2 separate regions of the Homo sapiens genome follow, and region 1 is linked to region 2. Evidence: chromatin loops called from intact Hi-C (ENCODE). Cell type or tissue: heart right ventricle. All regions are shown on one strand. Links, peaks and the distances in the headings refer to the core of each region. The heading gives the core; the rest is flanking DNA. Region 1 overlaps LIPC (lipase C, hepatic type). Region 2 overlaps LIPC (lipase C, hepatic type).

Region 1 (5,376 bases), core at 173-5,172, 110 kb before region 2:
AATGTTTCATGCCCTTGTCTTGGCGATACACTTTTTCTTCCCTTTTTCTTAAATTGTGAGTAGGAGGAGATTGATTTCTGCATTTGAGATGCTATGGTTCCACGATTTTAGGAGAAAGTGCTTGTGTAAAACCCAGGAGTCAGCTTTAGAGGATGCAAAGGCCCCTTTAGCTTGCACATCCTATGAATGAGAATTGCCTATTTCTACAACATGTGTCCCTAGAGTAGCATCTCTGCAGGAGGATGGAACGTGCCAAGGTGTGTGGGCTGTGAAGAGCCAAGCCAGCATGCTTTCTGAGGCTCACCAGGGAACGGGCTGGGGACGGAACCTGCGCTGATGGCTGAGGCACCCTTGAGTTTGCAGGAGCACTCCTGAGAAACTCCATGTCTGCACGGAGAATCTTGCATGACTGCCCTTTTTTGGAGAAATCTTTAAATGAAATTAACTTTAAATATAAATGAGTCTTTCAGGCTGAGAACTGGTTCCTGCTGAGAACTAGTTCCTCCTCCTCCTCCTTCTTCTTCTTCCTCCTCCTCTTTTGTAGAGATGAGGTCTGTATGTTGCTCAGGCTGGTCTCAAAATCCTGGGCTCACACAATCCTCCTGCATTGGCCTCCCAAAGTGTTAGGATTACAGGTGTGAGCCGCCACACCCAGTCCTAATTATTTACTCTTATTTGGATTTTTGTAAGTGTTTTTCTTTAAAAAAAAAAAAAAGGAAGAAAAGAAAAGACAATTTGCCTATCATTCTACCCTGCCACCCCCAGCACAATGATGCTATTACAAAGATTAAGGAAAAAAGTGTGAGTGATTTTGCCCACTTTACCTTATGACATGTTTAATAAGGACGTTAAAAAATGATTTGGGGAAAACGCTTTTAATCCTGTGACTGCAAAGAGACCAGTACAACATACTCCCAAGTTCTGGCAGGAGAAATTATTTCAGGTCTTAAAGATGAAAGGCATGAAATAGTCCATTGACCTCGAATGTGATCAGGGAAACTCCATTTACAGCAGAAATCTGAGGCCTCCGGAGAGTCTCCTCACTAGGAAAAATCCTGGATTGTAACCCTGTGTGGACCCTGCTGGTGCCATTTAAAAAAGAAAAAACTTACATTTTCTTTTCACAAGATCAGGTTATTGAATTTATGAAAAGAGAATATATTTCTTTCTATTTTTTGCCTCCCAGAAACAATGATTCTGAATCATTAGATGTTGGCTCTGGGAGATATTATGACTCTCTTTGCAAACATCAAAGAGGGCTTTTTTTTTTTCCCCCTCCGTGTATGGATTTCTCTCATGGAGATGGTAGGAATGAGACCTCTTGTGTTTTCTCCAAGCCCAGAGGGCTTGTTCCTAGACCCGAAATGCCTCTAACTCAGAGGGAAGCTGAAGATCATAGGATTGAGGGGCCCAGGATGGTGTTGTCCAGGGTGTTGCTGCCCAAAGAAGGCAGCCAGTGCCGGCAAGGCTGAATGAAAGTGAATTAACTCAGAGCAGGCGCGAGTGAAGAAGAAAAAGGGAAAGTGATTTTGTTAGCCTTTGTATGTAACACCTGTATGTGTCGGTATTTTCGTGGCCACATTTTGGTTTAACAGTACAGTCCCATTTAAGTGATGCCCTGATGTCACGAGACTGGATGCTTGCCCCTTTCTTTTTAAAATTAAATTGAATTTTTTTGAAACAGGGTCTCACTCTGTCACCCAGGCTAGAGTGCAGTGGCACCATCATGTCTCACTGCAGCCTTGACCTTCTAGGCTCAAGCAACCCTCCTGCAGTCTCCCAAGTAGCTGGGACTACAGACATGCACCACTCTACCTGGCTAATTTTTAATTCTTTTGTAGAGATGGCGTCTTGCTTTGTTGCCCGAGCTGGTTTGGAACGCCTGGGCTCAAGAGATCCTCCCACCTTGGCCTCCCAGAGTGTTGGGACTTCAGGTGTGAGCCACCGTGCCTGGCCAATGCCTGCCCCTTCTGTGGGGGTCTGTTGCTGCCTGCGAGCGGTGGAGATGGGGGAGTGTGTGTGTGCGGCCAGGACTGTTGTGCTGACTGGCGTCCTGTTGCCAGCTCTTTGTGCTGTGGGTGGAATAAGGGCCCTCAACGGATAGACAGAGCCCAGGGTTTGAGTCCTCTCTGATGCCTGCTTCCTTGTGATCTGGAGACCACATAGCCTTTCTGGGGCTCGATTTCCTCATCTGTGAATGCAGGTTAGGAACTTTCTTGTAGTGTCGCTGTAAAAATGTGATAAGATGGCGATGAAAAAATGCCTGCCTTCCAGAAGGTGTTAATCGGGTGTCATCTACTTCCTTCCTCCACACTGAACTGACCGGGGCAGGTTTTGAGACCCACCTGCAGGTCCCGTGCTAGTGGTTCATCCCCATGTCTATTCACACCTCTTCCTTGGTGCCCACATAGGTTTTGTCATTAGGTCAAGGTCACATAAGTGGTTGGCAGCAAGGCCAAGATTCTTGACACTCCTTATCCCAACCCCAAGCCTGTGCTGTCTACGACACCCCCTGCTTCTTCTGGAACTCTCCCTGAAGTCAGTGGAAACCTTCCAAAGAAGTAGCTGAGAGAAGCCAAAAACAGACCGACTGCCCGAGTCACAGCTTGGCTCGTCATCTCGCCGACCAGCAAGGAAGGGTGCTCTCATGGCTGCGGCGAGCAGCAGAAGCAAGTGCCCCTCACCCCCGACCCAGGGAGCCTGGAGTGCAGGGCCGTGGGTGAGGGGGCGGGGGAGGGGGAAGGGCAGCACGGGGAAGACAGGAGAAGAGTGGAGGAGATATGGAAGAGGGAGTGTGGAAGGAGGGCAGAGAGGAGGAGGCGGGACATGCAGCTGGAATGCCGCAGGAGGGAGAGGCACTCAGTCGAGGGCCTTGGTCCTACGCCGAGGCCAAGTGCAGTAAAAGGAGCAAAGGCTGGGATTCAATGCGATGCTTCCTGCTCACAAATTGTGTGACTTTGCCCTGACCGTGTCTCTGTGTGTGCGTGTGTCTCTCCCTGTCTGGGGGTTGCTGTGAGGATCAAATGGGAAATGAGCTAACGTGTACAACACATCCAGCCCAGTGCCCGGGCAGAGTGCCCCCCGAGGGCCCCTTCCCTCCTCTCCACCCGGTTACCTCATCTGACTGCTCTGAGGATGAAATGAGAGGAGGCACTGGCGAAACAGGATTTACTCCGTACAGATCCGTTTCCCTCCCCCTCCCTTAAAAACAGGCTCCCAAACTGGTAAAGGTTCCTTGTGAGAGAGTGAGAATGGAAGTGGGCGATAAATTGCCTCGTTTCACTCGGCGACTGTTTCCCAATTCTCTCTTGCTACTGCTGTACTCTCGCAGTGTTTACCCGAGTTCTGGTGTACAGTTGTAGAAAATAGATCCTTTGATGGTTTTGTCGAAATATCTTGGGAGCCAGAGGAATTCAGGCCAAGTTAGTCATCCTTTGTGAAACTACAATCAGGAGGCGATGTTTATCTTGCCCAACCAGACCCTGCACTAAAATACATTGTACAATTAGATGTTTTTGAAAAATGGGGATTGTGGTTTCTCTGTAGGCCGGGGTTGGGCAAGTCTGCTCTTTTAAGAGTGTAATATGTATTCATCAAAATGCTGGAGGTGGCTGGTGGAATAGGCTTTGGGGGCCCAAGTCAGTTATGATCACGGTTGTGATGGGCAGGGAGTGGTGTAGCTGTGGTGGCCTAGATTAAAATCTTCATCCCAGCATCACCAGTAGAACTCTCCGCGGCGATGGAAATGTTTTATTTCTGTGTTCTCTGATGCAGCAGCCACGTATTTGAGCACTTGAAAGGTGGCTTGTGTAACTGACAAACTGAATTTTTGGTTCCATTTAATTTAAAGTAACTTAGATTTGGATTTAAATAGCCACATATGGTTTGTGGCTACCACATTGGATAACATAACATTATATAGATAGCAGTATCCCATGAGCAGCTGCTTCAAACAGGCGAGTCTCGCATGAGTGCACTTTCCAGCCATGCCCAGGGTGGCTTGATGTGACCACAGAGACGTTACTTTCCACTAGCAAGTGAAACTGGGTTGAGCGGGTGAGGACTTTGCTCACTGGAGGGGCTGCAGGAGAACTGGGGAGAATTTGTGGGGGAGCAGAAAAGGAGAGGGTATGGGCTGGGCACAGTAGCTCACACCTGTAATTCCAGCACTTTGGGAGGCAGAGGCGGGTGGATCACTTGAGGTCAGGAGTTCGAGACCAGCCTGGCCAACGTGGCGAAACCCCGTCTCTACTAAAAATACAAAAATTAGCTGGGCGTGGTGGTGCACGCTGGTAATCCCAGCTACTTAGGAGGCTGAGGCAGGAGAATCACTTGAACCCTGCAGGTGGAGGTTGCAGTGAGCCAAGATCACGCCACTGCACTCCAGCCTGGGCGACAGAGTGAGACTTGGTCTCAAAAAAAAAAAAAAAAAAAAAAAAAAAAAGTAAGAAAGAAAAGGAGAGGGTGTGGTACAAGCCACAGCTCGGCACTGGAACCTCCCTCCAGCCTGGGGCTTTCGGTTCCTGACCAGTTTCAGTCAGTCCTGCCCTTAACCTCCTCCTCACTAGATGTCCCAGGAGCAAGATAAGTAGTCGGTAATAAAGAGACACAAATGTGGTCTCCAAGGAACTCATCGTGGGTTAGTCTCCACCGAGCCCCCTGAGGGTAGGACTGTGTTTGAAGAATATACGGATGGATGAGTACGTTGGTTTTGGTAGCTGGTGGGTGAGATAATGATGCCCTAATGCAATTCTTTGGTCTTCCTTAATAACAAAGGGATCCTTGTGAGTTCACATCAGCAGTGTATGGTGGTCGGGCAGTGGGGCCGTTGGCAAATGGGAGAAGCTCAGCCTGGTTCATGCCTACTGCTCTTGTTTCCCCTTCTTCCTTCTCTTGATGCTTCCCTTCCCAATCTCCAAGTCCCCAGTAGATGTCCTAGGGCTGGGCCAAATCAGATGAAGTGCCCAGTTTAGCCCTGGAAGATGAAAAATGACCTCTTTTCTTCCCAGGTGATTTCAAGGAGAAAGCAATTCCCCCACCCTTCTCTTCCATACCCCTCTTATCCCCATAAACAGACCAGCGGCAGGTTTAGGAGTTTTTAAAAATCACTCTGCTCACTCTTTGGAGGCCCCAGGTCTAAATGCCAGGTCTGCCAAGAGCTTTTTGTCTCTGGACAAATAATTTTCCCTGCCTAGGCCTTGGTTTCCCCATCTGAAAAACGGCAGGGTTGAACTGCTCCTCATGATGCGAACATTCCATGATTAAAATAGATCCAGTGAAATGTGATTATCTAAGAGGCTTAATCACTCCAGGCGGCATTGCCATTTAAAAGAGGAGCTGGTTCACCCAAATGAGTCTTTAATTGGCAGCCTGCAG
Region 2 (5,376 bases), core at 151-5,150:
TTGCATCAAGACAGGGAGGAGGCCACTCCAAAATCAAAAAACATGACTAAACATTTCCCTCTTCTGACTAACAGGAATGACTTGTGTTGCTGTATCAAAGCCAGCTCAGCCCTGTTTTCATCTTCCCATCTGCTAGATCATTTATTGATTATATTAAATAATAATTAGTGATAACTATTAAATTATTATGATGCCGAATCATTGAATTGGACTCCTTTTTGACAGAATCCAATCCAGAATTCCCCTTGCTTTCCACCCCTTCCTTAGACTCAACCAGCACAAGCCCAAGTCTGGAGTGAGCTCTCCCTTGCTGCAGTAAACCACAGAAACTGACTTGCAATTGATGTCAGCTGTGTTCCCCATGGTCCGCGGATGGTGAATGTTTACGTCTCTAAAATGGGAATAAGAATTCCTACCCAATATTCTTTACAGGGCTACTGTAAGAATCAAGTCATATAATGCAGGTGGGAATGAATTTTTAAAGTTGAAATTGCTGTTAAGTCTATAAGTGAGTATGACGTGGAATTTCCAAATGGTTCTCTTTTCAGATGTAGAATAAGATATTTTTAAGATGGAAGATTCATATTAAGCTCCTGTTATGTGCTCCTGCTTCAGTTTCATGGGTGTTAATCTTTCCCATGATTTAGTGTTAAGCATAGCAATTCATAAGAAAACTTCAAAGAGACTTGCTCCAAGCCTTGAGGCTTGTCTTGGAGGAAAAGCTGAGTGTTTGCGGGTGTAGGGCCAGGTGAGCTTGCAAAACTGGTCCCTGCTGGGCCCCACCCCTGCCCTTGCCTGCTGGGAACCTTGTTCTCTATCAGGGAGTGGCCAGGGTTTTAGCCAGGCTGAGATAAGTCTATCAATCCATCTGGGAAAGGCAGCCTTTTAAAAACAACCCCCCTCATCAGTGGTCTGCCCTGCCTCCAGGATGAGGACAAAACTTCTGAGGATGGCCCTTCCTGTCCTTCCCTCTGGCCACTTCTTTTTATGTACCCCATCCAGGGCCACCCCAAAATCTCAAGAATTCCCAACTTCACTCTCCCTTTTCCAGCCTCTGAGTCAAGCAAGGCTGGTTCATGTTTTTTTTCCCTCTGCTTACAATGTCCTTCCACTTCTTGAAGGAAACTTCAAGATTCAACTCAGATATCACCTCCTCTGTAAAGGCTTCTCAGCTAACCTGCGCTGCCTCAGGGCTCTTGTAACATTTTGCATGTAGTGTTATTTACAAACTAATTGCATTGTGTTGAAATTATGCGCCTCTCCCAATCTCCAACCTCCCTGCCCCCACACACACCCCATAAGGGGCTAGAGACCCTGGCACAGTGGGAAGTCCTTGGTGAGTGGATGTACGCTTTTTCATTTTTGTACCCTCAGGGATATACTTTCCTACTGACCATGGGGCCTGGTACACAGCGGACAGTTTAATAAATGCTGTCACAGCTGCTGTTGATCTTGTTATGTTTCAGTATAAAGCAGTTTGTTTTCTTACCACTTTAGTTTCTCTTGGGACAAGGAAGCTGGAACATTTGTCACTGGAAAGTTTTTGGCAGTCACGGAAAGGTCAGTCCTAGTCAACGGATAACCCATAGGCTCTGCCCTGCTTTGATAATGCCTCACTCATAGGAAAAGAATTTTCCTGATCATATTTTCAGGCCTGCCAAGGAGCCGCTCAGGGTGGATGGTTAATTAGCTTTTGCAATGATTATTTTTCTACCAATTACAAGTAATGCTCAGCTTGGGAATTTTTGTTCATTTCAAGGACTGCTTTCTTTTTAGCATGTAGATATTTTATTTTGGACAAATACATTTTCACAAATATCTTGGGGTTTTAAATACTTTTGGGGTTGTAGCTACTGGGGAAGAAGTCAGTATCCAGGAGCAGTGGATGTTGATTCTCACCCCTTCAACCCTAGAAAGTTAGAAGTGAAGTGAGGTTTGCCCTGTAGCCTCGTGTTGTTTCTGTAGGAAGCACCCTAGCCTGGAAGTCAGTAACCTAGTTTCAAGTCTTGGTTCTTTTGTTTTTTCTCTAGTGGTTCTCTGTGGTCCCCACACCAGCAGCATCATTTGGGAACTGCTGAGAAACGTAAATATCCAAGTCTACCCCAGGCTCACTGAATCAGCAACTCTGTAGTTAGGGCCCCAGAATCTTATTTTAATAAGCCCTGGCCGGGGGCGGTGGCTCACGCCTGTAATCCCAGCACTTTGGGAGGCTGAGGCGGGCAGATCACGAAGTCAAGAGTTCGAGACCAGCCTGGCCAACATGGTGAAACCCCATCTCTACTAAAAGTACAAAAAATAGCTGGGCGTGGTGTTGTGTGTCTGTAATCGCGGCTACTCAGGAGGCTGAGGCAGGAGAACTGCTTGAACCCGGGAGGCAGAGGTTGCTGCGAGCCAAGACTGTGCCACTGCACTCCAGCCTGGGCGACAGAGCAAGACTCCGTCTCAGGAAAAACAAACAAACAAAAAAAGCAGCCTTTTAGGTGCTTCATTACCCACTACAGTTCCAGGATCACTGATCTAGTCAAACTCCTTTATTTTATCATTTCGTAGTAAATTTATTTTCTGATTATTTAAATCATGAAAGTCAATATACCATATACATACTATAACATTACATAAAGAGGGGAAGAGACAAAAGTTCAGATACAAACTCAACGGACGTATAAACATTTTCATGCATCTTCTTCCAGCATTTTTTCTCAAACACATGTATTTTCACACAGTTGTAATCACAGGACACACACAATGAGGCCTGCTCTTCATGTTGGGACATAAACACTACTCAGCGTCGCCACCTACACATCTTCCTGAGAACTATTTTTAAGGGCCACTGCCAGTCCACTGGAGAGCCGTGCCAGAACTGACTTCACCAGGCCCTGAATATGAACCTGCACAAGTGGAGGTGAAAACGCTGTAGACAAAGAGGCCTCCGCTTGCATTCCATGCATTTCCTTCTCTTCTCTTCACTTTTTCCCCATGCCTCCCCACCCCTAGCCAAGCCCCACTGGGGAAAAAATGAAATGAGGAATGCTTCTGGAAATAGACCCCTAAGTGGGAAGGAAAGGGAAGTTAGCCAACAGCCTCATCTTCCAGTCACCCAGAAACTCCATTCTCCTGAGCCAGAAACCCTCTCCTGGAACTCCGAAGCAGCTGAGATGTCACTGCGCTACTTTGTGACCATGTTTAGGAATTGCACCTTCTGTGGGGCAGCCGGGTGGGCGCCCTGACTCCTCCAGGGCTGGAGTGACTGGATTTGGTCTTCTCGCCCCAAGTAGGTACCTGAATGTAAGACCCGACTGCCTTTCTTACCGCGGCTCCTCCACCCGCTGCTGGACAGACTAGGCTCGGCCCCCTTGTTCTAGTTATCACCTTGGGACTGAAGTCCAGCCTGCTGGGCAGGGATCTGGAGGGTCCTATTGGCCCCTAGTCAGCCCTTTTCCCTGGTGGGTTGGACCCCATTTCCCAGCTGAGAGCGCCCCACTCGAAACTGGTCACTGTCCTGGGGGCCAGCGCACAGTACCTTCCTGGCTGTGAGAATCGCTGTGACCTCTGTTCTACGTGGAGCCCGTGGCTGTCAGGGACACCCAGGCTGAGGCCTGGGTGGTTGCATTCCCCTCATGATGAAATGGGGACTGTTCTGCCCTGTCTCGGGGCCCAGCCTCTTTCTGCCTCTCTCCCTGCTGTGCCAACTGTGATGACCCAGCATGCCCGCAGCACTGTGGCAGCTGATGTGGAGAGGAGGGCAGGGAGAGGGCCATCGTGGGTAGCCAGGTACCAGATTCTCTTGGCTTTTGGCTGCGCACTCATTTGGCGATTCATGTTTTCGGGTCAGCTTACAGACCCCATGCCTTCAACCGTCAGCCCTGCAGTTTCTCTCTCCAGCTCAGAATGAAAGAATATGGGTTCCAGTCCTGGGTCTCTGTGAGAGGCAAGCAGAGTGGAGGACAGGCTGCTGTCCCCCGTCTCTCCAGGGTGGACCTTTCAGCAGGACCACAGACCTGCTCAGCTGTAGGGCTAGGAAGGATGGCCATGGATGGGAGGGTCTCTTGCATGGGAAAGATAGAATTTCCCTGGAATGCTGGGGGCTGGCCCTCTGCTGATTCCAGAATAGTACGCACTCTTGGAAGAATGAGTTTCATCTCCGGACTCTATCTCAAATATTAGTCATGGGTGACATTCCATGTAACTGTGGAGGCCTCTCAGAAATCTGACAGACCCTGCTGGGGTAGTGATTTTGAGTGTGGCTGAACCTGCAAAGTTGGGTGCTGGTGGCAGGTCGGAAGGACAGTGGAAAATCCCTTTCCCGGGGGTCGTCTTGGGATGACCAATCTAACTGTAGCTGATCAGGGCCTTTTTATTTTATTTTTCTTGTACATTTAAGTACTTAAATCCTCCAAACCTTAAAACCCTTTATATATCTTTAAATATACTTAGAATCTCTAGCAATATACAGCATGTGTCTACAGTGTTTTCATAATTATGATTCAACATGTAGATTATTTAGTCCTGTTTTTTTTTCCCTACATTATTGCATATACAATTTTCTTATACTTGTTTTACAAAGCTGCAAGACCAGTTGTTACTGAGCTTTTTCAGAGGTCACAGGTCCCTTTGATAATTTGCTGAAAGTTATGACACCTGCTCCCCACTCAAAATGCACACACACACAGCCTTGGGCACCATCTCAGGAGGCTCAACGACTCTTGGAAACCCATCCTCTGTGCTAAGATCCCTGGTGTTAAACTGTGAGTGCTTAGGGGCCAGCAATAGGCTTTTGTTTCTGAACTTCATCATTATTGCCCCCAAAAGTTTCTGTGACTTCTAGTAGTAGGTATTCAAAACCATGCCTGTTCGAAGTTGGACTTAGCAGTAGCTGGAGTCCCCAACTTCAGTGGTTTGCACTTGGGCATTCACATTGTTTCCAGTTTGTTGCAGTTTAACAAGTGTTGCTATCAACACCGTTCTATGGGATATTTTTTCTTTTTCTTCCTAGATGGTCTTTTTTGAAAGGTATTTGGGCTTGAAAAGCACATGTACTTTATCAGCTGTGTACCTCTGCTATTGTACAAGGAAAGCCTCATTCTCTTCTGTCCGGATACCATCCTTCAACACCCTACTCAAATGCCGCCTCCTCCAAGAAGCCTTCTTCCCTCCACTTGGAAGTAAAATCTGCTTCTCTACTCATTCCTCTCTCATGGTCCTCATCTCATGCCATGTTCTGTTCTAGCTGATAACATTTACATATGTGACTCAGTGGTATACCTCATGTATTTGACACACAGAACGGATCATTTTAATGACCCTCTGCTCTATAAGACAAAAGTATTTTCAGTCATATTTATGTAAAAATCAGCAATCATCACTACTTTCTCGATT

The links. A loop is a pair of places that touch in the nucleus more often than their neighbours do. Peaks named below come from ENCODE experiments on the same cell type or tissue, not always from the same donor. Only the 100,000 strongest peaks of a DNase experiment are listed, where the experiment ranks them.
Region 1: a loop joins it to region 2, with 2.6 times the contacts of the local background. A loop is called at or near these places in 9 of 110 quality-filtered maps.

The regions. Positions count from the first base shown.
Region 1 is chr15:58,549,894-58,555,269 of GRCh38, reverse strand. The region is part of intron 6 of LIPC (lipase C, hepatic type); the gene reads right to left. Among named protein-coding and RNA genes, the nearest start is that of LIPC-AS1, 54 kb to the right of the region's middle. In heart right ventricle, for the core only: no CTCF peak of the experiment used is centred there; a DNase peak (open chromatin) is centred at 2,849; H3K4me3 peaks cover 426 bases; H3K27ac peaks cover 635 bases.
Region 2 is chr15:58,436,530-58,441,905 of GRCh38, reverse strand. All of the region lies in intron 1 of LIPC (lipase C, hepatic type), which reads right to left. LIPC-AS1 (LIPC antisense RNA 1) reads left to right here. Exons shown (of 3, transcript NR_120338.1): 3 at 4,994-5,376. Among named protein-coding and RNA genes, the nearest start is that of LIPC, 7.2 kb to the right of the region's middle. RefSeq lists a silencer at 2,651-2,891. In heart right ventricle, for the core only: a CTCF peak has its summit at 2,784; DNase peaks (open chromatin) are centred at 1,535 and 2,825; H3K27ac peaks cover 3,099 bases.